Linked DNA regions of Mus musculus: regions 1 and 2 are each linked to region 3. A link is a loop called in an ENCODE intact Hi-C map of the cell type or tissue named here. Cell type or tissue: heart. All regions are shown on one strand. Each heading gives the region's core, and the rest is flanking DNA. Links, peaks and the distances in the headings are about the cores only.

What was found. Hi-C counts contacts between places; a loop is a spot of excess contacts. Peaks named below come from ENCODE experiments on the same cell type or tissue, not always from the same donor. Only the 100,000 strongest peaks of a DNase experiment are listed, where the experiment ranks them.
Region 1: it touches region 3 in a loop (3-fold over the local background); 6 of 42 quality-filtered maps call a loop at or near these places.
Region 2: it touches region 3 in a loop (2.3-fold over the local background); 3 of 42 quality-filtered maps call a loop at or near these places.

Annotation. Positions count from the first base shown.
Region 1 is chr1:128,450,951-128,462,597 of GRCm38, reverse strand. No RefSeq gene overlaps it. Among named protein-coding and RNA genes, the nearest start is that of Gm23902, 33 kb to the left of the region's middle. In heart, for the core only: no CTCF peak of the experiment used is centred there; DNase peaks (open chromatin) are centred at 5,317 and 6,127; H3K4me3 peaks cover 421 bases; H3K27ac peaks cover 793 bases.
Region 2 is chr1:128,467,527-128,479,173 of GRCm38, reverse strand. No RefSeq gene overlaps it. Among named protein-coding and RNA genes, the nearest start is that of Gm23902, 17 kb to the left of the region's middle. In heart, for the core only: no CTCF peak of the experiment used is centred there; DNase peaks (open chromatin) are centred at 6,163 and 6,513; H3K4me3 peaks cover 1,035 bases.
Region 3 is chr1:128,371,205-128,373,704 of GRCm38, reverse strand. Dars (aspartyl-tRNA synthetase) reads left to right here. Exons shown (of 16, transcript NM_177445.5): 11 at 1,419-1,565. Among named protein-coding and RNA genes, the nearest start is that of Mcm6, 13 kb to the right of the region's middle. In heart, for the core only: a CTCF peak has its summit at 1,361 (motif pointing left); no DNase peak of the experiment used is centred there.

The DNA.
Region 1 (11,647 bases), core at 4,234-6,733, 85 kb before region 3:
GGCTCTACTTCCTGTGTTCCACTTACCCCTTGGCATTTGGTAATGTCTTTCTCCTCGTCCTTTCTCATAGCTCCCAGTCTGCCCAGTTTCCTTTCTCTCTGGTCCCTCCCTGCTTGCCGTGCATCTCCACCATTGATCTAGTTTCTCCCCTTCCCTGTGTCCAGGGCACAGAACAATTAGTACTTACAAAAAATAATTTTCTTCTCTTATATGTGCATGATGCACACAAGCGTGCGCGCGTGTGTGTGCGTGCGTGTGTGTGTGTGTGTGTGTGTGTGTGTGTGTGTGTGTACTCTCTGCCTTAGATATTGAAGCAGCGTCTTTTGCTGAACCCAGAGTTTGCTGATTTGGCGAGTCTAGCTAGCCAGCTTGCTCCAGGAATCCCCTGTCTGCTTCTCAAGCATTGGGATTAGAGGCAGGCCAGCACTTCTGCCCAGAATGTGCATGGATGCTGGGGATCCAAGCTCCAGTCCTTGGTGCTTACTGACTGACCGTTCCCAGCCCTGTAATGGTACCCTTTTTGTGCCACTATGTGCACATGTGCATTTGCATTCCTGTCTTTCTGCCTGCGATATGCTATCATAGAATTTGCCATTCCTTGCAACTCAGCATTAATAATCTCCACAAATCCCATTGTTTTCAAAATATACTCATTTGTAACAGTAGCCAATGAAACTACTTACTGTTAATTCTTAACTTGTGAAGGCTGGAGGCTATTCTCTCCTTTCTGTCTAGCATCTTCCCATGAAATACCCTAGATGAAGTCAATTATATTAGGGCACACTGTGTGGGAGTGCCCTAGAGGTGCCAACCTTGTGTGTGTGTGTGTGTGTGTGTGTGTGTGTGTGTGTGTGTATGTGTCCGTGTCTGTGTCTGCCTGTGTCAATGTGCCTGCCTGTATATTATATATACATTTATGTGCGTGTTTGTAGAGGATAGAGGGAGCCTTGAATGCCAACTATTTTATTTTTTAGTTAAAGTTTTCTTTTATTATTTTTTATAAGGGAGTGTTTTGCCTTTACATATGTCTGTGTACTGTGTGTGTGCAGTGCCTTTAAAGTCTAGAAGAGGCCATTGGATACCCTGAAGCTCCAGTTTTGGTGGTTGTTAGTCACCCAATATGGGTGTTGGGAACTGAATTCAGGCCCTCTGCAAGAGCAATACATGCTCTGAACCAATGAGCCATCTCTCCAGCAACACACACACACTTCACACACCTTTTAAAAGATATTCTTGGGAATTTTGCTTTCATTGTAAAATACTAATTACATTCACATCCAGAGAAAGTATGAATGAAATACAGAGAGGCACGTGCATGGTTGGACTAAAGTAATCACCTGATACAATGAGTTTTCTCTGACAGTTTTATTTGGTTCTGTTTCGAAGCAGGGTCTCACTATTCAGTCCTAGCTGGCCTGGATCTCCTTTTGTAGACCAGGCTGACCTTGAACTCACAGAAATCCACCTGTCTCTGCCTTCCAAGTATGATATTAAAGGCATGTGCCACTCACAGCCAATAGTTTTGCTAAATCCATTGCCTAACTAATATAACTGATGGTTTGTAATGCATGCCGCAACAACAAAAATAAAAGCAGAAAGAAGAGCGTCTTCTGCACTGTCACTGTTCAAAACAAACCCTCTTTCGACAAAATGCCCACATCCTAGGAGAGATGTCGAAATGCACAGCAATGTGCAATTCCTAATAACTTATGTGCTGTTAACTCCCTTTCTGCCCGTTAGCACTCTTCAGCGCCTTAATGATCCTTATAATTAAATTACAGCTCAGAACAAGAACTTCCTGGGAATATATAATGCTAGAAATATAGATTTTGTATAAAATCAAAGCAGTATAATTTGAAGACAAATGGCTGGGTGTGATTGAAATTGGGGGAGCACAGACTCGAACAAGAAGTGCTTCTGAGAAGAGAGAGAGTGTGTGAGAGAATGGAGAGCCACACCCCAGGGGCTAAGGTCAAGATTAATTGACTTTCTAACTAAGACAGATGAGCATCATTGCGCAGGAGGCCAAGGAGATGAGGGTCATGCATCAAGCTCCGATGCCTGTGGATCGCAAATGCTACAAATGGCCCCTGAGCGCTCATCAATTCTGTTTCATGGGGCAGTCTTAATGAACAGGGGATCGAGCTCATGCAATCACATAGCATAGACGTGGGGCAGGTTTTTGACCAAGAAGTCAGCGATGTTAGATTCTTTTCAGAAACAGAACTACAAAGGAAAGGGGAAGGGGGTTGGAGCCAGGGCACATCACCAGTAGAAGGCAGGTAGTGCAGTCATGTAGTTGATGCCTTTGGATGAGGTGCTGCTGTCCCTAGAGGAAACACAATATTGGACTGGATGATATGGACTAGATGATAAATTTCTCTGTCTGTATTAGCTGCTTGCATATTGCATGTATGCCTGCTTACATGTGGACACCAGAGGACAACCATGGATTTGATTCCTCAGGCATGGCCACTGACCATGTTTTGGAGATGGTCTCTCATTGACCTGGAGTTTGACAAATAGGTTAGGCTGGATGGTCAGTGAGCCCCAGGCATCTGTCTATCCTCATCTCCTGGGTGTTACAAGCACACGTCAACACACCCAGCATCTTTATGTGGGTTCTCGGGAGCAAACCCTGGTCCTTTTGCTTGCAGGGCAAACACTATAATAACTAAGCAATGTTTCCATAGCTCCCAACCCATGCTTTCTTTTTTTTTTTTAAGGTGAAGAAAATGTTCAGCTCTGAAGTGGGTATACACTCTGTGTGTGTGTGTGTGTATGTGTGTGTGTGTGTGTGTGTGTGTGTGTGTGTGTGTGTGTGTGTGTGTTTTCCTGTGCACTCAACCATAGGTCCAATACATTGTGAGACTCCTTATTGTTCCCTATAGCAAATGAGCCAAGCTCTTCTAGGCAGCCAGAGAACAAAGGCAAGAGCCCATTCTTCGCTCACCACACCCTTCTCACAGTTGGGGGTAATGTCCTCTAGTGCAGGAGCATGGTGGAGTATGCCTACCCTTTTCAGACCCATGCTAACACAGCACTCCAGTACATCACATCTGTTAGAACTTTTAGACTAATCCACAATGTCTGCTTAATTTAACACACTTTCCAGACAGAGATAAGAATCTCTTGTTATGTATGACATGTTATCTGCAGATTAAAATAACTGGCCACTCAATAGCTCTGGCTCAGTCTAGTGGTTTCCATTGTCGTTCACTCCAATTCATCATACGTTGTGCTGAGACTGTATCATTTTGCAATTGTAAGTAACTAATTAATGTAGCTTAGTTGATAGAGTAATGGCTCAGCATGCACAAAGCCCTGGCTTCCATACCGAGCACCACATAGAAACCAGGGGTGGTGGCACATATCTGTAATTCCAGAGTTTAGGAGGGAGAAACAGGAGGATCAAGAACTCAAGGACAAATTCCAATGTGGTGGTGTACCTGTGCAATTCCTGTATTCCATAGTGAGAGGCAGGGGTAGATTAACCCAGAAGTTGAAGGACAAACTATCCTGGAGTACAAAGTGTGACAAAAACAGAGTCCCTGGGGCTGGAAGGATGGCTCAGAGGTTAAGACCAGTTGCAGATCTTGCAGAGCACCTGGGTTCAGTTTCTAGTACCCACATAGCAGCTCACAATGATCTGTAACTCCAGTTCCAGGGGATCCAATGCCCAGTTCTGGCCTCCTCACATGATATAAATACATAGATGCAGACAAAACCTTCATACACATGAAATAAAAATAAACAAGTCTTGAGAGAGAAAGAGGAGAGAGAGAGAGAGAGAGAGAGACTACCTTAATGAGGTAGAAAGATCGTCTCCCACATACATTAACAGTAAAATAAATAAGATACAATGTCATCCTTGGCTATACAGAGAAGTTGAGGCCAGCCTGGGATACATTCGACCCTGTCACAAAAATAAATAAGTAAGTAAGTAAATAAATAAATAAATAAATAAATAAATAAATAAATAGGTTTCAGGGAGCTGGGATTATAGCTTGATGGTAGAGCATTTCCTGGCATGTCTAAGGCCCTGGGTTCAGTCTCTAGCACAGCACATAGAACCAAATACACAATGAGGACCTAATGCCTTTGCTGAGCATAGAGACGATACGGAGTGACAAGTAGCAATTCACAGCATCCAGTTCAACGTCGCCTAGTACACATGCCTGATAGCCTGCATCCCAGAGGTACGAAGTCATCTCTCTTGGACTGAAAGCCCAGTCCAAATTCTGCACCTCTTCTTCTTACAGTAATGCAAGTGCAGTTTTCATTACAGTGTTCCAAGATGAGAGAGATACTGGATTCTCTAAGAATCCCTGAAAGCCACAGCACTGAAATCCCTGACCTACTGGATATCTGTTTGGCATCCAGACTTCTTAGAGTGTTGGTTCTCAACCTGTGGGTCTCAACCCCATTGAGGGTCACAGATCAAATATCCTGCATATCAGTATTTACATTACAATTCACCACAGTTATGAAGTAGCAATGAAAACAATAATTTTATGGTTTGGGGGTCTTTTGCATACCTAGCTAGTCTTTGCTTCCCCTCAACCAGGAGACGTTTAAAGGGAAAGGACAGCCTGCAGAGAGATAGGAGACAAAAGAGGAATGAACATGAGCAAAAGAAGGAGAGAGAAAGGTGGAGGTGGGGTGAGCTATAGCTCAGTTAGGAGAGCATGGTTATCTAACAAGCACTAGATCCTGGTCCCATTTCCAGCACCCAACAAGCTGCAAGTTGTATGGGTCTGTAATTCAACTTCCCGCTTGGGAAGTAGAGGCAGGGACATTCAAGGTCTTCTTCTGCTGCATATTGAATTTGAGGCCAGTCTTAGCTAGAGAGCCTGTCTGTCAAAAGAGAAAGAGGGAGGAGTGAAAATCAGAAAGGAATGGGGGACAGGGAGGAAGAAAAGAAGAAGAGACAGAGAGAACAAAAGGAAGGAAAGAAGGACCGTGAAGAGAGAAAGACCTCTGCAGAGGAACCCGGTGCTGAGCCCACCCGGTGTTTATCATCCCAACTGAACAGGTCCTAAGGATGGCTTTTCAAGACTCGCTTTCATATCAGCGCTGTGTGATACCTGGAGTAGAGACAAGCCGAGTGGGAAGACAGTATCCCACAGAGCCCAATAGAAGATTCCCACTGGAGTTTGTTTGTCCTATATTTTATACACAGGAATTTAAGACAATATAACTCCTTCCTTTCAAAACAAGCAGTTTTCCCTTCTGGCCACCGCAGCATTAACACAATTGTTAACCCTGGCATGCCTCGTGGTCCCGGGAGCCCGCCGCCTCCCCCTTCCTCGGGACTCTGGGAGCTTCCTCTGCTCGCTGTGTGTGTTCTAAGAGTTTGCCTGCACTCTGCCTGTTTATAGCACAGGAGCAGGAAGAAACAAAGCAATTGTGAGGCTTGTTGAGAAGCTGTTCGTATGATATTAAAGGTGACCTTGCCACTTATGTTTCTATTTATTCTACTTCCTTCCAAGCCGGGGCAAATCCTTCCCTTCCGAGTTGGAGCGGCGCTCTTTGGATAGCAGTCTGTGGGAACAGAGAGGCGTTCAGGCCCTCAGAGGTTATTCATTACAGTATCTGGAGTATAGCGTTTCCTATTCACTCCCGGTCCGGTCTGTTAAGTGACTGTTGCTTGGCAGAAGGAAAGGGAGGCTTTGGTGAGAAGCAGTTTTTGTTGTTGTTTACCTCCAAACGCTTTAATGAGGTTTAATCTTAGCGTAGTAAGGAACTTCCAAAAAATAAAATAAAATAAAATAAAATAAAATAAAATAAAAAGTAGGCATGCATAAAAGAATACCTGTGTATGGCATACATGTCTGTGTGTGTACACAGGTGCACCTGAGCAGGTGTGGCAAGCCAAGAGTGACGCTGGGTATCATCCACGGTTATTCTCGTCCTCAGAGTCAGCAGGACAGACAAGCCAGTGAGATTCCACCTGTCTCTGCCTCCCCAGTGCTGGGGTTCCAGGCAAGCACGACCACTACACTCGACTCTTTATGAGGGTCCTGGAGATCTGAACCCAGGACCTCAGGCTTGATTGTCGGGCACTTTACAGACCCATCTCAGAACACAAATAGACGCGTCATATACACAGCAGAAGCCAAATGGCACGTGCTCTCCATATTTGTGTGAGAACGTCATTTGTGAAGTTGACCGTGGTGTCTGTTAGAATAGGAGCCAAAGTTCAATCTGGAGTTAGCTGGCTATGCTGGGATTTTGCGTTGCAGTTTGTTGCATCTTTTTTTTTTTTTTTTTTTTTTTTTTTTTCCGGGAAGTAGAGGCATTTCCTGAAGGATGAAGGAGCTTAGCAGGTGCATTGCTAAGTATAGATGCAGAGGTACAGGTTGTGCTAGATAGGGGCAAAACAAGCCTTAGCAAGACGTGAGCTTGACGATTTTGGACAGTTGCTTCAGCTGTCTGGCTTTATAACTACGTCACTGAAGGTGTCAAGGTAGCTGTACTATCAACACAAGTGGAGTGTTTGCTGCATAGTGACTTAGGGAACATATAAATCAATGTGTGTTGTTAAATCGGCCCTAATCGCTTTTTCTCCACTGAAAACATCTTTCTCAAGCTGGAGGAAATGGCTTAGTAAGAACACTTGCTGTGCAAGCATGAAGAACGTGAAGAGTTTGATTCCCCGGGACTAATGTAAATGCCAGTCATAGCCAAGCATGCCTACAACCCCAGTGCAGAGGACTGGAGACAAGCGAAGTCCAGACAAGCTCACTGGCTAACCAGCCTAGCCTAAAGGGCAAGAGCAAGAGAGGAAGACACCAGACGTCCTGCTCTGGCCCCTGCATTCTCATACACTGGCCCATGCATCTGAAAACACAGGTGCACATACATACACACCACACACAAACACAAAAGAACAGGCTTGCTTTCATTAAAAACAAATTCTATTATATCTGTGCATCTGTCTGTCTCTAAGGACATGCACTATGGCACTTGGGTAAAAGTCAGACAACCTGCAAGAGTTGGTTCTCTCCTCTACCAGGTGGATCTCTAAGATTGAACTCAGACCATCAGGTTTCATGGCAAGCTCCTCTATCCACTGGACCATCTCGAAGGCCTTCTTGGTTTGATTTGGCTCCTTAAAATGTTTGGATAATTCTTATCTCCTCACAGTATAGGTAGATATTTTGTCTTTGAGGTCCACTGTGTGAAATACATGTTGTTGAGTCCTTTTAAAGCCTGAAGCTCCACTCAACTGCTTACTCTTTTCTCAGTGAGCTTCACCAAGTTTACCTCCTCCTGCCCACCTACCCCCACCCACCTTATTTTTATGTTTTCATGCTGTTTTTGAGTTAGAGTCATGTAACCAAGGCTGGCCTCAAACCCACTATGCAGCCAAGATTGACCCTGAACCTCTCATCCTCCGGCCTTCATTTCCCATGTTCTAGGATTACCGTCCCGCACCACCAGGCCTAGTTTACATGGTGCTAGGGATTGAACCCAAGGCCGCAGGTATGCTTGGCAAGCACAGTGCCAACTGAGTTGTGTCCTCAGCCCCCATCAAGCCCCTTTCTTGATTAGAATTCCAATTGATCTAGAAGAAATGAGCTCAAGTGTTCTATTGCTCTGTGGCTGCCATCACAATAATCTATTATATGTTCCATGGAGTAGAAGGGAGACATTCATAGGCAAATATAGACATCAACAAGATGGAAATCCTAATGCCCTGATGTTATGTGTGTGTGCCATAGAGCTGCCTTAAAACAGCACCTATTGTTTACATATAAGTTATAGATATGATTATATGTTAATAAGAAGTCAAGGGGCTGGGGATATAGCTGAGTTGATAGATCACTTATTTAATGTGCGTGAAGCTCTGAGTTCTATTCTCAGCACTTTGTAAACCAGGAATGGTGGCACATACTAATAATTCCAGCCCTCAGGAAATAGAGGCAGGATGATCAGAAGTTCAAGGTCACCCTCTGCTACAATGAGAACTTGAGACCAGCCTGAGCCATTGAAGTCTTTGTTTCAATTTTTTTTAAATCTAATCTTTCTCCTTCTGCCAACTGTTGGGGTCAAGAGGGCTGGAGGATTGGAAACCGTAGCCTGCTTTACTACCTATGCTGATCTCACACCACTCTTTCCTAGTCTTGGTCTTCCTGGTCTACCCACAATTCCATGCTCAATCATATGAGAACTCTCAGCCTGAGACCCTAGACCACACAAAAGTCAAAGAGCTGCCTTGGCATTTGTCACTGTCATTCCACATCTGCAGAGAATGTTGGCATCTGGCACCAAGTCTATCGGGTCCCATTCAGTCTATCCTTTCAGTCAATCACTCCACTTCGACATGTTTAGGAAACTATTAGGCTGTTCAAAATCTGATAGAGAAAATAAAACATATACTCAGGTCGTTCTAATACAGATGAGAGAACCAGAAAAGACAAATTATGACAGACCCAGAAGTGGGCTGAGGAAAGAAAGGAATACTGTAGAAATATTAAGTGGCTTTAAGGTGGACTGAAGGGGCTGGGAGATGGCCCAGCAGTAAACAGCACAAGTTGCTCTTTCAGAAGAGCAGGATTTGATGCCCAGCCTGCACATGGCAACTCACAACCATTTGGAACTCCGGTTCCAGGGATGATGCCCTCTTCTGGCCTCTGTGAACTCCAGGCACACGTGTGGTGCACAGACGTACATGCAGGAAAAACACCCAGACATTTAAAAAACAAACAAACAAACCAAGTATGGGCTGTGAAGAAAGAAGACATCACAGGTGGAGGAATGGTGACCCAATGAGGAAACGTGAGGAAAGGGAGGGGCGCAAGGACACACTTGGGGTTAGCTCAGGGCACAACCTGCAAGCGAGCCTGTCTGACAAGAGCACAGACTATCTGATGAGAAGGACATGGAGGAGAGGGAAGGCTGACCTTAAGTAGAAATGACAAACTGAGCTAAAAAAAAAAAAACTCAGGAAGATGTTTCTCTAGGCCATAGAACATCATTTCTTTCTCTTTTTCTCTCTCTTTTTTGTCAATGTTTTGAATTGTTTTATTAACATATATTGATTATGCTAAAATAGATTTCATTATGACATTTTCATATACATATATATGTATATATGCATATACATACATATATATGTATAGATAGATAGATAGATAGATAGATAGATAGATAGATAGATAGATATTGATATCTACCTTCATTACCCTCTCTTCTTGTCTGTCTCACACTGATTCCCTTCTTCTCAACTCAGCCTCCTGTCTTCCTTCCTTCTCTCCTCTCCTCTCCTCTCCTCTCCTCTCCTCTTCTCTTCTCTCTCTCTCTCTCTCTCTCTCTCTCTCTCTCTCTCTCTCTCTCTCTCTCTCTTCCTCTCTCTCTCTTCCTCTCTCCGTGCCCTGACCCCAATGGTGTTACATTAGGCACTTTAGGGATTGTTTACAGGAGTAGGAGCAACTAACCAGATGCTATACTGAGAAGAAATCATCTCTCCCCTTGCCCCTCGCAACCATTAACTGTCTGTACATCCTCGTGGAGGTATGGGATAGGAAAGCCCTCTCCCATGACAGGCTGTCAAGAGGCCCAATCTTGTGCAGGTAATCACAAATGCTGTGTGGTCAAGAGAGCAGTAGTCATGTTATACCTACAAGTCATCACACACACACTTTATCATTCTATTGTTGGGGTGTTTATTTCCTTACTCCCCAATCAGAAGCAAAGCTCTAAGGAGCACTTTGTGTGGGCATTTCTGTGCATATCTGGACTATGACTTTGGAATGCATTTCTAAAGGGGACCTTGCTAGGCTATGGAATATTCATGGTTCTCCAATCTCAATAAACCAAGGAACATGCTCCAACAGAATCCTGGTAGCTCCTAACCTTCCCTACTCCTCCCTGGTCGTTTTAAGTTAGTGGTTTAAAAGACCAACTATTCTAATTTTTATTTATTTGATAAGCAATAAGGCTAATTTTTTTAAAAATCAAATATGTGACCACCATGCCGATACAGAAAATCCCTCAAATTGAATTGTATTAGTAAGAAATGAACTAAAAAGCCATCAGAGTGGTTTCTGACTTTGCTCCCTAGATTAAGATTGGAAAACTATTGATCGGTCCTGAGATGAATCTCCAGGCAAATGGGGAAGGGTGGGCTGCTCTCCCTATTGATTGCTCCTCCCCTCATCCCAGACCTGCATCTGACTGGTAACAGCTGGCCTTGGAAAATTGGCCATGCAGTAATGCACTGTGCCAGAACCCCAGTCCTCTGCCTTGTCCTGGGCTCTCTGAACCTTGACCCTTTCCCCTTTTGGCTCTCTGGACTCTCATCTAAAATGTATTCCTCTCTAAAGGCACGTGCAATATTCTGCTACGAATAGGCACTTTATCTTTCCTTTCTGCCAAGTTGAATATCTTTGGCCTTCCAATTCTTTCCTTCCGTAGCTGACATGATGCCTCCAGTGTTTTTGAATGAAAATAAATGTCGTGATTTTTAAAGCATTTATTTGTCTTAAAAATGATTTTCGTTTGTTGTCACTGGGTCTTTCTAGTCTTGAGAAAGCTCCCTGGCATGAAAATAAAATCTCACAACAACAAAAGGAGTTATAACCCAGATAACCAACACAATGAATTTATTACCTTCAATATGTCGGTAACATCAAAGAGTCAATTTCTCCCTTTCTAGAAACTGTCTCCTTCTTGGGCAGAATGCTATTGAATCATTAGATTTTTCTATATTCTAATGCATGCAAATAACATACATTTAGAATGCTGTAGGCTCTAATGGAAACATTACAATGAAACCCATTGAAAGTAATATTATTAAACAATTGCCTATTTAAAAAGAATATAGTATAAAAGCAAATTAAATAGGTATGGTTTTTGCAAATAATTTTTGCCTTTTGATTCAGGAGTAAATTTGATCTTTTTTACATATTTATGGACTATTTACTAAAATCCTAAAATTAAAATCCTAATTTGTGTTGTATTTCTCTGGAAAAGGTTTAAGTTTATTGAGCACGGGACTCTGAAAACAGCCTTAATAGCATACTTAGCAAAGGACTAGTCGCCAGCTGACTAGCTATTGATTGAATGTTCCATCATTTCCACAGTTCAATCAGACCCACCATGGTGAATCAGTCAGAGCATCCTCAATGAACCAACAAATGAGCAATTTCCCACACCAAAGGGACACACCTCATGCATGGCAGAGGCATACATAACTTACCATAAACAATGCTGTGGGGTCCCAGCCCCATGCCCACTTACCTTGGATCATCAAGCCTTCTGTTTTCAATAATGGCTTAGTCCTCTAATTGGCACTCATCACACACGGGCTTTCTGCTTAAATATTCGTGTATGTGATCTGTCTTTGCCATGAGGTCCGAGACCATTTCTCATATGTACACTTTATCATTTTCCAGGACATATAGTAAGTGGTCAACATCTATTTGTCAAATGAATAACATATGTTAATGTCGAATAGAGCCAGAGCTTACTATCTGCCTGTGGTTCACTCATCCTGGCCAGTCATTAGCATTATCTGGGGATCTTTGTTAAAAAATACCCAGGTCCTATACCCACAGCTGTGGACCTAATTTGGTCTAAGGTAGGGCCTGACCACTCTACTGAGACCCTGTATTTAAAAGCTTCAGATGAAATTCTAATG
Region 2 (11,647 bases), core at 5,445-7,944, 100 kb before region 3:
CTACACAGAGAAACCCTGTCTCAAAAAAAAAAAAAAAAAAAAACCCAAAAAACAAAAACAAAAAAAAAGATTAATTTATTTATTTGTATGTGTGTGTATGTATGTGTATATGTGCATGTGTTTGTGTGTGTCTGTGTTTGTGTGTGTCTGTACACAAGTGTATATCTGTATGTGTGCACATGTGCACATGAGTCAGGCTCCCACAGAGGCTTAGAGGCATTAGAAACCTCTGGAGCTGGAGCTACATTGTTTGTGAGCTCCTTAACCTGAGTGCTGAGAACTAAACGTAGGTCTTCAGGAAGAGCAGTAAGTGCTGAGCTACTTTTCCCAGTGGTACTTCTGAGCCCATGTCCCCAGGATTGGGATTACAAGGACATGCTGCCACATCCGGCCTTGGAAACATGGATTCTGGGGATCGGAACTAGTGTTCTCAGGCTGGCATGGCAAGCACGTCACTCACTGAGCCACCTCCCTAGCCGCCCTGGAAACATTTTGAGCATCCTACCTAAGAGAAGCAAATGCCCGGTCTCTCCTAAGAGGAGCCAAATGGTAAGTGCTGACTTTTCAAGTTGCTTCAACAGCTTTTCATGAATTGACTGGCTTTTCCAGATGGTGAAGAAAAACAACCCAGATAATGATCTCTGCGGCTCTTCAGAGATTTGAGTGGTGTGTGTGTGTGTGTATGTGTGTGTGTGTGTAGATGAGCTGTCCCAGGTACATTCAATTCATATACACTTGACCAAGCAAAATGTATAATTTCTAAACTTGGCTTGTCAACGCAATAGAATCAACTAGGAAGGAAACATGAAACCACGGGACAGAAGATAACACCTCAAGGCTCATTTTCAGAAAGAAAAAAAAAAGTCTTATAATGCCAAGGTCACCTGCTGAAGTCCAGGGAAAGGAACAGTCAAATGAACACAAAATGCTAATGGAAAGCTGGGTGGTGGCTCATGCCTTTAATCCCAGCACTCAGGAAGCAGAGGCAAGTGGATTTCTGATTTTGAGGCCAGCCTGGTCTACAGAGCAAGTTCCAGGACAGCCAGAGCTACACAGAGAAACCCTGTCTTGAAAAACAAAAAATGCTAACTGAGGAAGCTATGACAAGTCAGACTAGATAAGGGGAGGATACATTCTTTTTCTATAAGCGATGGCTAAGTTTGCCTGTCAACATGAAACACCTGGGAAGTGGGGGACCTTCAACTGAAGAATTGCCTTGCCTGAGTGGCCTGTGGGCATGGTGGGGGAGGGAAGGGGATGGAGGGGTGTGGCAGCTAGTGGTCACGTGATTCTTCTAATTTACATAGGAAGGCACAGCCCACAGTGGGCAGCCCTGTTCCTAGGAAGGCAGGTCTGGACTGTGTAAGAGAGGTAGCTGAAGGAACAAGGCTGAAAGCAGTGTCCCTCCATGGTCTCTGCTTCAGATCCTGCCTCTAGATTTCTACTTGGGCACCTGTCCTGACTTCCCTCAAGGACAGACTGTAATGTGGACAGTGTAAAACAAATAAGCCCTTTCCACCCACAAGTTTTGGTCGTGGCGTTTATCACAGCAACAAAAAGAAGCTGGAACACGTTAACTACCTCTTATCTATTCCCCCTGAATACAGACTTGCTTGTTTTTCAGAAGTACTACAGGTAGGACTAGACATCTGGCATAGTTATTATATTCCTAACCTAGCATGCACAAAGCCCTGGGGTCAGTTCCCAACACCAAATAAACTGTACCCAGTTGATCCTATTGCTTTGACAAGCCAAGTTTAGGAATTATACATTTTGCTTGGTCAAGTGTATATGCATTGAATGTACCTGGAACAGCTTATCTACACGCACATACAGACATACACACAACACTCAAATTTCTGAAGAGCTGCAGAGACCATCAGATATCCACCTGCCTCTGGCAGGTCTATAATTCTAGTACTTAGCAGGTAAAGACAGAGGATCAAAAGTTCAAGTCTCCCCCAAACCAGCCCTCCACCCCCACATCCCCAACACGGGCTACATAACAAGTTTAACGATTAGCCTTGGGTTAGTTGAAATCCTGTCTTGGAAAGAAAGAAAGTGTCAAAGGTTATCCCACCTCACACCCTCCCTCAGTTACCAATCACAATCACCCAGATGCTTGTATACCAAAGTAGAGTGGTCTGGGCAGCCTGAGAAGCCCTTACCTGTTACCATCCTCTGACTTGAAGCACATCTTCACCCCAGGTGCTTGGTTTACAGAGACCATAAAGGGAGAAGAAACAGAGTGATGTAAAGGAGAGTCCCTTGCTCAAGAACACAGGAATGTGGACACAATGTGAGTTTGGACACAAACTTCGATGGTTAATCTTGATATTCAGCTTGATAGAATTTGGAGTCACTATGGAGACACACTGCTGGGCATAGCTGTGAAGGTGTTTCGAGAAAGGTCTAACTAAGGAGGGAAGATGATCCCTGGAGGTGGATGGCCCCATTCCATGTTCCAGGGTCCAGTGCTGACTGAAGAGAAGAAAGTCCAGCCTTCATCTCTCTCTGCTTCCAGACTATGGAGGCCACTGCGACCAACTGCACACACCCCGTTGCCCTTAGGTCTCCTCTCTGATGGGCTATACCTCATACTGACTGAAAGCCAAAACAAACCCTTCCGTCCTTATGTTGCTCGTTGTCAGATCTCAGTCATGGGTGCAAGAAAAGCAGCTAACACAGAAGAGTCTATCTATAACGTCATCACCACAACGACCTAAAGACTGCCCGTCATGTCCAAGCACTTTGTTGTTGTTTTTTTTTTTTCCCCTTCCGAGAACTCTTCTCGTGTCCTCTTAATTTATGTTAGGCAGGTGTGGCAGAGCACACCTGTAATTCCAGGACTCTGGAGTCTGGGGTAGGACAGTTGCCGATTTTAGATCAGCCTGTGCTACACAGTAAAACTCTGTCTATAAATAAATATATACATAAATACATACATACATATCAATGTATAATACAGTGTTGCTATAAGCAGATACCATATCATATATGTTTGTTTGTTTGTTTGTTTGTCTGTTTGTTTTTAGAGACAGGGTTTCTCTGTGTAACCTTGGCTGTCTTGGAACTCACTTTGTAGACCAGGCTGGCCTTGAACTCACAGAGATCCATTTGCCTCTGCCTTCTGAATGTGCCACCACTGCCCAGCCATATATCAGATTTCTAGAACTAACTTCTCCCTTGCTCTCCTTCTTTCTTTCCTTCTTAGGACAAGGACACACCTATCGCAGGCTGGTCTAGAACTTGCTGTGTAGTTGACTAAAGGTGACCTTGAACTTCTGATTCTTCTGCCTCAACCTCGTGAGTTGGGATTGTAAGTGATAAGGGAACTTGGGGTTTCAAGTTGGATTAGGCAAGCACTCTACCAACTAAGCTACACACCCTTGCCCTCCCTATCTTTTTTTCATAATTTGTAGTGCCCTGCCTGAAATGCAATAGTTCTTCTAGACAAATATAAAGAAACATCTCTGTTTGTACAACTAATAAGCTCAGGGAAGCAATACCAATGTCTGTCTGTAAAAGCAAAGCCTCCCATGTGCCTTGTTTGGTCTAAGATGTTAGACCAGGAAAGGAAGAGGGAGTGTATGTGTGTGTCCACAAATATGGGTGTGTGGTTAAACATAAGCCGATCAAGAATTGTCTAGTTCCCTATTAGGATAAAATGGTTTTGATTATTTGTTCTGGTATTTCCATATTTAAAAACAAAAACAAAAGACACTGAGAAAATTCTTCTACCCAACCCTCAGGGTCAAAGAGTTCTGTGTTCTTGGAATGTTATTTTGTTTCCAGACTGTGTGATATTAATTGCTTAATTACCAAAATGGAAGGGGTGGGGTAGTAGTAGGCTATTTCATTTTGGGAGGTCTTGGGACCATATGTCAACAATACTAAGAGAAAACACTGCTCTGTGTCTGTGACACACTCACATCACACCAAACTCTGACTGGTATGCCTTCCCACAAATCCCTTCCTTTCCGGGTCTAACATCCAGACCCAAGCATCCCACCTAAAAGGTGTTTTATATATATGCTCTCTTTCTGATTCTAGCTACATTTACTTTTTTCTTCTTTTTTTTTAATTAGGTATTTTCTTCATTTACATTTCCAATGCTATCCCAAAAGTCCCCCACACCCTCCCCCACCCATTCACCCACCCACCCACTCCCACTTCTTGGTCCTGGTGTTCCCCTGTACTGAGGCATATAAAGTTTGCACGACCAATGGGCCTCTCTTTCCACTGATGGCCAACTAGGCCATCTTCTGATACATATACAGCTAGAGACACGAGCTCGGGGGGGGGGGGGGTGGTACTGGTTAGTTCATATTGTTATTCCCGGGGATCCATCCCATAATCAGCCTCCAAACTCTGACACCATTGCATACACTAGCAAGATTTTGCTGAAAGGACGCTGATATAGCTGTCTCTAGTGAGACTATGCCGGGGCCTAGCAAACACAGAAGTGGATGCTCACAGTCAGCTATTGGATGGATCACAGGGCCCCCAATGGAGGAGCTAGAGAAAGTACCCAAGGAGCTAAAGGGATCTACATTTACTTTTTATTAACAGTTCTGGTTAGCATACAAAGAATTTGGTTTTGCCCAGGAATCTTCATCCAGTTGAGCTGTTATACTTTGTTCTTATCCATTCCCCTCCCCAACTGCCTTCCTTCCCTTCCAGCCCCCTCCCGGCAACCCTCCTCCACTCTTACTAGGTCCCTTTCCTTAGGTAGCCCTGCCCCCCCCCCTTTTTTTTATTACAAGTATCCCTGTCTCTGTTTCCCACCTCCTTTAAGATCTCTTCTTACCCTGTCATGATCTCCTTCCTTCCTGCCTGCCTTCCTTCCTTTCTTCCTTTCTTTCTCTCCTCCCCGCCCCCCGTCCCCCCCGTCCCCCGCTCCCCCAAGACAAGGTTTCTCCGTGTAGCCTTGACTGTCTATAGACCAGGCTGACCTCAAACTTATAGATCCACCTGCCTGGGGCTCCTGAGTGCTGAGATTAAGATAAGTACCACCCAACCCCCACACCCTGCCATCCTCTACTCCCCCATACTCCCCAAAACCCCTGATCCCCTTTCTAGTTTTACAACTTGAAAATACATATATATAAGCACACATACCTATCCACATACATAGATATATAATTTTAAGTTTAGGTCCTGGGTATGAGAGCCTGGCTTATTTCATTGAAGATGGTTTCTAGTTCCATTCATTTTTCCCGCAAAAGCCATTATTTCATTTTTTTTAATGGCCACGTAAAACTCATATATATATATACATATATATATCATATTTTATTTATTCATTAATCTGTTCATGGACATCTAGGCTGGTTCTATCTCCTGCCTATCGTGAACAGTGTAGCAATACACAGGGTTGTGCCAGTATCACTGTGGTGCTCTGCCTGGGGGTCCTTTGGTATCTGCCAGGAATGGTACAGACGGGTCATGTGGTGGTTCTGTTTTGGTGTTGAAGAACTTGCATGCTGACTCCATAGGAGAGTGAGTTCCAGCCCCACTGACAGTGAACAGGGCTCCTCCTTCCACAACCTCACCAGCGTTTGTTGTCCTTGTCTCCTTGATACTAGCCAGTTTGATTGTCTTGAGATGAAATATCAACATAGTTTTCATTTGCATTTCCCCATGGCTTAAGGACATATACACATTTTTCCAAGTCTTGGTTGGCCATTTGTGTTTCTTCTTTTGGCAGTGGCCTATTTTGTTAGCCCATGTACTGAATGGGAGATCGGAGGTTGGGACATTTAATTCTTGCGATTTTTTTTTTTTTAATGCTGGCTATTAATCCACTGTCGGATGTGTAATTCACAAAGTTTTTTTTTCTCATTCTCTAGACAGCCTCTTCACTCTGGTAACTATTTCCTCCGCTGTACAGAAGCCTTAAAATCTCATACAATCCTATTTGTTAGTTCTTGAGCTTATTTCCCTCGCCGAGTCCCTTTCAGAATATCTTGCCTCTGTCTGTACATTTAAGTGTTTCCCCTGTGTTTTCCTCTCGCAATTCCGAAGTTTCCGTTTTCCCTAGTCCTTCTCCATGTGAGCCAAGAACCACACTGCCTTAGCAGCTGTTTTTGTAAAGCAGGCCTCCAGGTGCGTGGTAGTCCTACTTTGGAAAATATTCCGGCCTACATAAATGAGTTTCAGCTGGCCACTTGAAGCGGGTTTGTTTTTGTTGTTTGTTTCGGACTGCTGACGCGTTTCACACAATAGGCAGACAATTGAGTGCAACATCTGGGCTGGAAGCTTCAAGAGGAGGAAGAACTTCTGCAAGCAGTCTACACGCAGGCCCGAAGCAGGGCACTGACTCAGAGGATTTAAAGAAGGGAGTTCCTAATGACCTCCTCTTTAAGGATACAAGACCTATCCCTCACCTCACGTATCCACTGCCTCAGCCCCTGACTTTGTTTCCTGGTGCCCCAGCCAGTCCTGTGAACGCTGGATTCTGGCTTTCCCGAAGTCATTCAGGGCGCTCCTCAAGAGCAAGCATGCAGCGTCTGGTTGCCTGGCAACGAGCAGATCCTCCGCTCACTTTGCAGCCTGCCTGGAAACACAACCGCACCCGCCAGTCTGCCCTGGGAACCCTGTCCTGATTTCTCCCCCTCCATTGTTGTCGTTCACACAAAAGGCTATTACAGAGCCACTGTAGTCACCGCGCCTGCGTTACAATACACGCATGGGCATTATTTGGAACCAAAGCTTTTGTGGATAGAGATGCGTTCTATACCAGGAAGGACCAGAACTCCTGGCTAGGCTCACCCCAATACCAAGGTGCTGTCTCAGAGTCCCTTCTTCTCTCCTGATTCATCCGCCAGCTGGTTGCCAAGCCCCTGGCTAGCCTTTTGGCTGGTATGAGATCATCCTTGTGGCTGATGTGGGCAGTCAGTCCTCCCCCGCCGGCGCCCTTCACTCTCAACCCAAGCACGAAGCATCAAATGGCAGCCTGGTTCAGTCATCTTATCTTCATCCCAGCGGGGTCTCTTTCCCTGCCCCCATGCCTCTCAAGTTTCCAAGGCTATAGTTGCCATGGAATTCATTGAGGACTGAAAGGTTTTCTTTGGTGTCAGCCAACTCGTCAAGAGCACAGTGTAGAAGACTGTTTCTGGATGCTTCTCTGTCCTCCAGCCTCAAGCATTTAACCCATCACCATCCGCTCTGTGACTCCGTGTTCAGGATCAGATTTGGATTCTGGGAAACGAAATTGCAAATTATAGTTAGAAACCATTGAGTATAAAAACAGGAAAGGGTCTCCTCCCTTTGAAGAAAGAACACCGAGAATCTGTGAGGTTTTTCTTCAGCGTGGATAAAAGTGTTGTTATATCACTCAATTAATACTCCTTATTTGCTGAGGGATAAGGGTGTGAAGATAACACTAAGCTCACTATTTCTTTCTATCGTATTATTAGTGGGGAATACGTGGATTCATCACACAGCATCATCTGCCTGCTGACCACTGGTGTCTCAGCACTTACAGGCAGTATAGAAATCCAGGTATACCGTAAATGGGAAACGGCCAGCCATCTCTGTTTCTCTCGTTATCCTCACCATCTTCCCACAAGATGTTGTTAAAACTTTAGTCACAGGGAAGCAATGTAGGTCACAAGAGGGAATCAAACCTGAATCAGAGGACTATCTTTTATCTGTTTTAATTGAGAGAGAGTGTGTGTGTGTGTGTGCGCGCGTGCGTGTATGTGTGCATATGCATGTGTGTGTGTATGCACGTGTGTACTGGTAAACGCTTATGTATGTATGTATGTATGTGAAGACCAGAGGACAGCCTCAGCTGTCCTTTCCCAGATGTTATCCATCCTGTTTTTCCGACAGGGTCTCTCACTGCTGTGGAGTGTACCACGTAAACTAGGCAGGCTGGCTATCAAGCCGTAGGGATCTGCCTGTTGCTGCCTCCCCAGTGCTGGGATTGCAAGCTCTAGATCCTACACCCAGCTTCTTCTTCTTCCTTTTTTTTTTTTTTTTTTTTTTTTTTTTTTTTTGATTGAACACATGTCCTCATGCTTGCTTCAAGGAAAACATGTTATCAAGAGAGTGATCTCACTAGCCATTTAACTTTTTAACCAGTTCTACTTCAAACAGCAGCTGCCATATCAGCCAGTTAGGTATGAAATCCAAATATTTGTCAATGCTGTGCCAGATGCACCACCGTTGGCAGTGGCTCTACCCAGTGCTGAGAGTGAGCCAGGATGACGGAGGGATCACAGCCCATCTGAGGCAGGTGGGTGGGGCTGAAGAGAAGCAAAGCATTGCCTTTTCCCTCCCACAGAGCTATTTTCTATTTGGCTAAAAATAATAATATAAAGCCAGAATGCATTAAATAATGATAACTACTAGGTGAAAATAAAATCACTTATAGCTGAGAATTTTTCTCACTAATTGCTAAACTTTCAAAACATCGCCCCCCCACCCCACCCCACCCCACCCCACCCCACCCCCGCCGCAACTAGTTTCGACATTTTGCCTATGTGGAGCTTTGAAAGATGATTTTAGAGACATATGTGTTCAACCTTTTGAAAAGATTTATCTTGCTCTCTGTGTATGTGTATATATGTATGTATGTATGTATGTATGTATGTATGTATGTATGTGTATGTATGTACGTATGTATGCATATGCCCAAGTAAGTATTGCTGTGTGTCAGACAATAGAGGTCAGAAGATGATCTGGGGCTGGATTCATGGGTACTCGTGAGCCTCCTAATGGGCTGACTAGAACACAACTCTGGTCCTCTGTAAAAGCGGCAAGTGCTCTTAACCATAGAGCCATCTCTCCAGCACCCTACCTTTTGGGTTTTTTTTTTATTTTTTCTTTGTTTATTTGCATTTCTATTTTTGTTTTTAGAGACAAGGTCTGTTAGTATAGCCCTGGCTATCCTGGAACTTTGTAGGCCATGCTGGCCTCGAACTCAAAGATTCACCTGCCTCTGACACCCAAGGTCTGGGACTAAAGGCGTACAACAATCTGCCTTGGTTTTTTGTTTTTTTTGCTTTGTTTTGTTTTTGTTTGTTTTATTTTCAGTGTCTCACTGCGTAGCTCAGACTAGCCTCAAGCTTGCGTCTTCCTTCCACAAGCTCCCAAATGCTGGGATTACAGGTGTGCCCGTCACACCTGACTTCATCCAGCTTTTACATGTGTAAGACAGGTGAAAGAGAGAAATGAAGTATTTATTAGTGGCCTGGAGGATTTGAGGTACAAATCCCAGGCAGGTAGTATATGCCTACAGACGACCACACCCTAGGAAGAGAGACTTAGCAACCGTATATAGAGCGAATAAAATGGAAAAAAAAAAACTGTGATCAAGAATATCAGGGGACTAGACATGTGGCTTAGTTGGTAGAGTGCTTGACTAGTAGCATGCACAAAAGCCTGGGCTCCATCTTTAGCACAGGCCTAAAGTGGACATAGTGGTATACACCTGTAATCCCAGTTGAGAGGAGGAGAAGGAGAAAGAGGAGGAGGAGGAGGAGGAGGAGGAGGAGGAGGAGGAGGAGGAGGAGGAGGAGGAGGAGGTGGAGGAGGAGGAGGAGGAGGAGGAGGAGGAGGAGAAGGAAGAGGAAGGAGGAGGATCAGGAGTTCAAGATCATCTTCCAGAGGCCTTCCTAGGCACAAGAGACCCCATCCAAAAGAAAAGAGAAAACAAAAGCAAAACATAAAACCACTGATCATGCAAGGTTTGAAAGAACCTAGACCAAGAGATTGTAGAAAAGCCAACGGGTGGCGATGGCAGTGGCCTAGCAAACTTAGAGGAGCAAAACAGAACAACTCTGCTTTTCAGAAAAGGCGAGATGATGTCAGTGTTATGGGGGATCCCTTGTGGGAGGACCCCAAGCCTCAACCACAGACCAGAGGTGGCAGTGGGGAAACAGGGCCCTCAAGACAAGCAGCTGGGGAAAGAGAAGAAATGATGTAAGAGGCTCTGAGGAAAGGCTCTTGGCCACTGCTCCATGTGGAGGATGTGAGACAAGAGAGGCAAGAGGAGCAGAGAGTTCCAATGGACAGAAGCTCGTTATAAGCAAAGGTTCTCGAGGCGCTAGGAAGACAGTTCACTGGGTGAAACTCCTGCACACAAACTTGAAGTCCTGAGTTCGGATCCCCAGAACCTACATAAAGCCATGCATGCCTAATCCCAGTGCTCCTGCAGTGAGATGGGAAGTGGAGACAGGAGAATTCCTGGAAGCTTGAGGTAGCCTGTTGTATAGCAGCCACAAATAAGAAGCAACCAGTCAAGCCGGGCAGTGGTGGCGCACTCCTTTAATCCCAGCACTTGGGAGGCAGAGGCAGGCGGATTTCTCAGTTCGAGGCCAGCCTAGTGTACAAAATGAGTTCCAGGACAGCCAGGGCTACACAGAGAAACGCTGTCTCAAAAAAACGGGGAGAGAGAGACTCCAACAAGGTGAAAAACAGAGAGCTAAAGCTATCTTGTGACTGCCTGTCACTGCCACACATGCACCATAGCACCAATGTGCTTTCTTCATCTTTCTGTCTTTCTCCCCAACCCATGAGACTTAAAAATAAAAGCACTGTCTAAGGCCACAGCACCCTGAACACTCCCAATCTCATCTAAAGAATGAAAGCCATCAAGTGAACCTGCAAGGGTTAACTCCACAGCACAAAGCCCCCACCCAGCTCACCACTCCCCTACCCCCACCCCAGGAGTTCACTGACAGAAAATCTGAACCAATAAGTAACTATTAAATTACTTTACATTATGTAAAACAGTGCCAGGTACACAGTAGAAGCTAATTGAGTATTCATTGATTGACTGACTACTGCAATAAACTGAGAAATAAATCTGGGCACAGACCTTAAATCGTCGTTCATCTGCCCCGATGTCTACCTAAAAGCATCCGAGGCGGGAGGTACATCTGGGAAAAGTGGGAAATTTGGGTTTGTATCCTGGCTCTGCCTCTAACTTGGATGTAATGCCTTACCAAGACCAGTAAAAGTTACTGGGGAAAGGAGAGAGAGATGTTTTCTTAGGTGGTTTAACCACTGAAAAGTCACCCAGAATCTCCTCCCCCACCTGTGTGCCCATTGAAGCTCATTGGAACACACACACACACACACACACACACACACACACACACACACAAGATGTGGTAGTAGGAGACCAGTTAAGAAGAAAAGAGGGATCCACAGGAGTAGGAGAGGAACAAGAAAAGATAAGATGCCTGTGACTATGACCACAATACATTCAGCACATGTATGAAAATGTCATGATGAAACCCACTGGTATTTATAATGCATGATAAAAATTTCATGTCATGAAAAGGGCTGGAGTATACACATTCAGTATTCAAAACTGTACTCTAATAGTTGGCTCTTGTTCAAAATTCTTAATTAATATAGTCTTGTTTTATGAAGTGACATATATAGTTCCCTGTAGTTGGACATGTCTGTTAATTACATTAGTCATCTAAAAAAATCTTAATTTTATGATATAGACCTGACCAAAGGACTGAAAAAAAAGGAAATGAAGCAGTTGTTGTTGTTGTTGTTGTAGCATGCTTCCCAGCATCCTATGGTCATAGAAATGCATCTTCTTGTTAAGTGATAAAGATCATCACACTTTTAGTCTCCTTCTTATAAGACTCTTGGCAATTGGAAGAGGTTTCCCATC
Region 3 (2,500 bases), core at 1-2,500:
GTCTACAGAATGAGTTCCAGGACAGCCAGGGCTACACAGAGAAACCCTGTCTCGGATATAAAAAAAGAAATTGTTTGTTATTCTGTCCCTTGTAATTTGGACTGTCAGGCTTGTGCTGTATCCCACTCATGTTTATGATGCAGGACAATATGCAGATGGAACCTGTCAACTGTTGGGAGAGAGTAGACACAAACAGTCAAAGCAGCAGTCATTTCCAAATCAGTGACTGCCAGGTGTGACACACACCTGTAATCCCATATGGGAGTAAAGACTATTTTTGCTTTTTATAATGCATATGTGGGGGTGGTTTGTGTATATGTTGTGAGTACAAGTGTCCTCAGAGTCTAGAAGGTGTCAATTTCTCTGACACTACAGTTACAGGTGGCTACAAGCCACCTGATGTGGATACTAGGAACTGCACTCAGGTCTTCTTCAAGAGAAGAGTGCTTTTAACCACGGAAGCATCTCTCCAGCCCTTACTTTAAAACATGTTTAAATTAGGGACATTAAACCTCGCAAATCCCATGAACTTGGTATTGCCAGTCTACAGCTAATTTATTTATTTATTTATTTATTATTTTTTTGGTTTTTTTGAAACAGGGTTTATCTCTGTATTGCCCCGGCTGTCCTGGAACTCACTTTGTAGACCAGGCTGGCCTCGAACTTAGAAATCCGCCTGCCTCTGCCTCTCTTGAGTGTTGGGATTAAAGGCGTGCGCCACCATGCCTGGCACTAATACATGCTATGCCCGTTTCCTTCTCTGTCTGAAGCAAGTTTCCTGTCATTTCATCGATAAATATTTTAGCCAAAAAGATGCTTTTCTAAATCTTATTAAAATATCTCTGAGCCAGGTATAATGGCTTATACCTTAAAATTGCAGCATTTTGAGACAGTGACATTGCGCATCACAAGCGTGAGGCTAATCAGGGACTCAAAAAACAAGACAGCATCCTTCACAACAGAAATACAACTCTGCAGTTACCATTTTTCTTGTCCTACTATGTGTAGGGTAGGCATTGGACCTTAGGGATATCACAGTAGGAAAGAAGTAGTGTTCTTGAAATAATTTAGACAGCATGGTGGGAATGGGCGAACAAGGCAGACCTGCATTAGTGTCCTCATGTATAAGAAGTGTTTCAGGATTAAAAAGTTGGGTTTTTTAATGCTTCTCCAAATGGCTATTTTGTGTTTCCAACAGTGTTAGCTGATAATTATTGCAAATAAAAATTTTAATCCTCTAATGCTACTGTAACTTCTTTTTAAAGCATGAAACTGAAATGTTTTAAGTATGTTAATGCTAAACAAATTGATAATGCTTTTCTTGGTTCAGTCGCTGATAATTGTGTATTGCTTATAGTGACCTCTTGTGGAAGAAGCATTTAATGAACATTTTATTAACTAAAGCATTGAACATACAGGTTTCAGACTGAAATTCAAACTGTGAGTAAACAGTTCCCATGTGAGCCGTTCAAATTTTTGGAGCCAACTTTAAGACTGGAGTATTGCGAGGCTTTGGCAATGCTTAGAGAAGCTGGAGTTGAAATGGACGATGAGGAAGATCTAAGGTTGGTCTCTGATATTTTCTCTTTCAACTTTAATGCTTAGGTTTAATGTATTTCACCCAGCTGATAACTCTTAATACATTGGCATTTTGCATAATAATATTTTACATAATAAAAATTAAAATGTTATATTTAATCTGTTTGCCTATGCTTTAATAATTTTGTCTATAACTTTGCAGTTTTTCCCCTAGTTGTAACCCGTTGACAAATGTAGGAAGACAAACCTGATGGCACAGGACAGTAATCCCATGTACTCAGGAAGCAAGAGGTTTCCTAATTCAAAGCTTGCCTGGACTTCAGAGTAAGATCTGAGCCAGCCTGAGCAGCTTAGACCTTGCCTCAAAATGAATGAAAAGGAGATCTGGAAAGATGGCTCAGTGGATAAGAATACTTGCCGTTCTTGCAGAACACATGTAGATAAACAGTCACACACAACAAGCAAGTACATTATATAGAGAGATAGGTAGATAGTATATATTATAATAACATATATAATATATGAATTATATACATACATATATTGGGGGGCAGGGACTGGAGCTCAGCACTTAAGAGCTCTTGCTGCTCTTTTAGAGGATCCAGATTTGGCTTCCAGTACAGATGGCTTATAGCTATTGGTAGTTCCTCTTCCAGGGGATCCATGGCAGGACACCATGTATTCATGTACTACACATACATATACATACATACATGCAGGCAAAACAGTCATGTGTATAAAATAAAAGTAAATGAGTCTTTAAAAATATTTTATGACTAGGCATTGTGGTGCACACCTTTAATCCCAGCACTCAGGGGGCAGGGGCCTGGTCTATATAATGAAATCCGGGACAGCCAAGGTTATAAAAAGAAACCCTGTCTCAAATAACTATATATAGAGAGAGGGAGGGAGGGAACGAACAGCCTTAGAGGCATAGAACCTAATTTATCTTATGAAAATA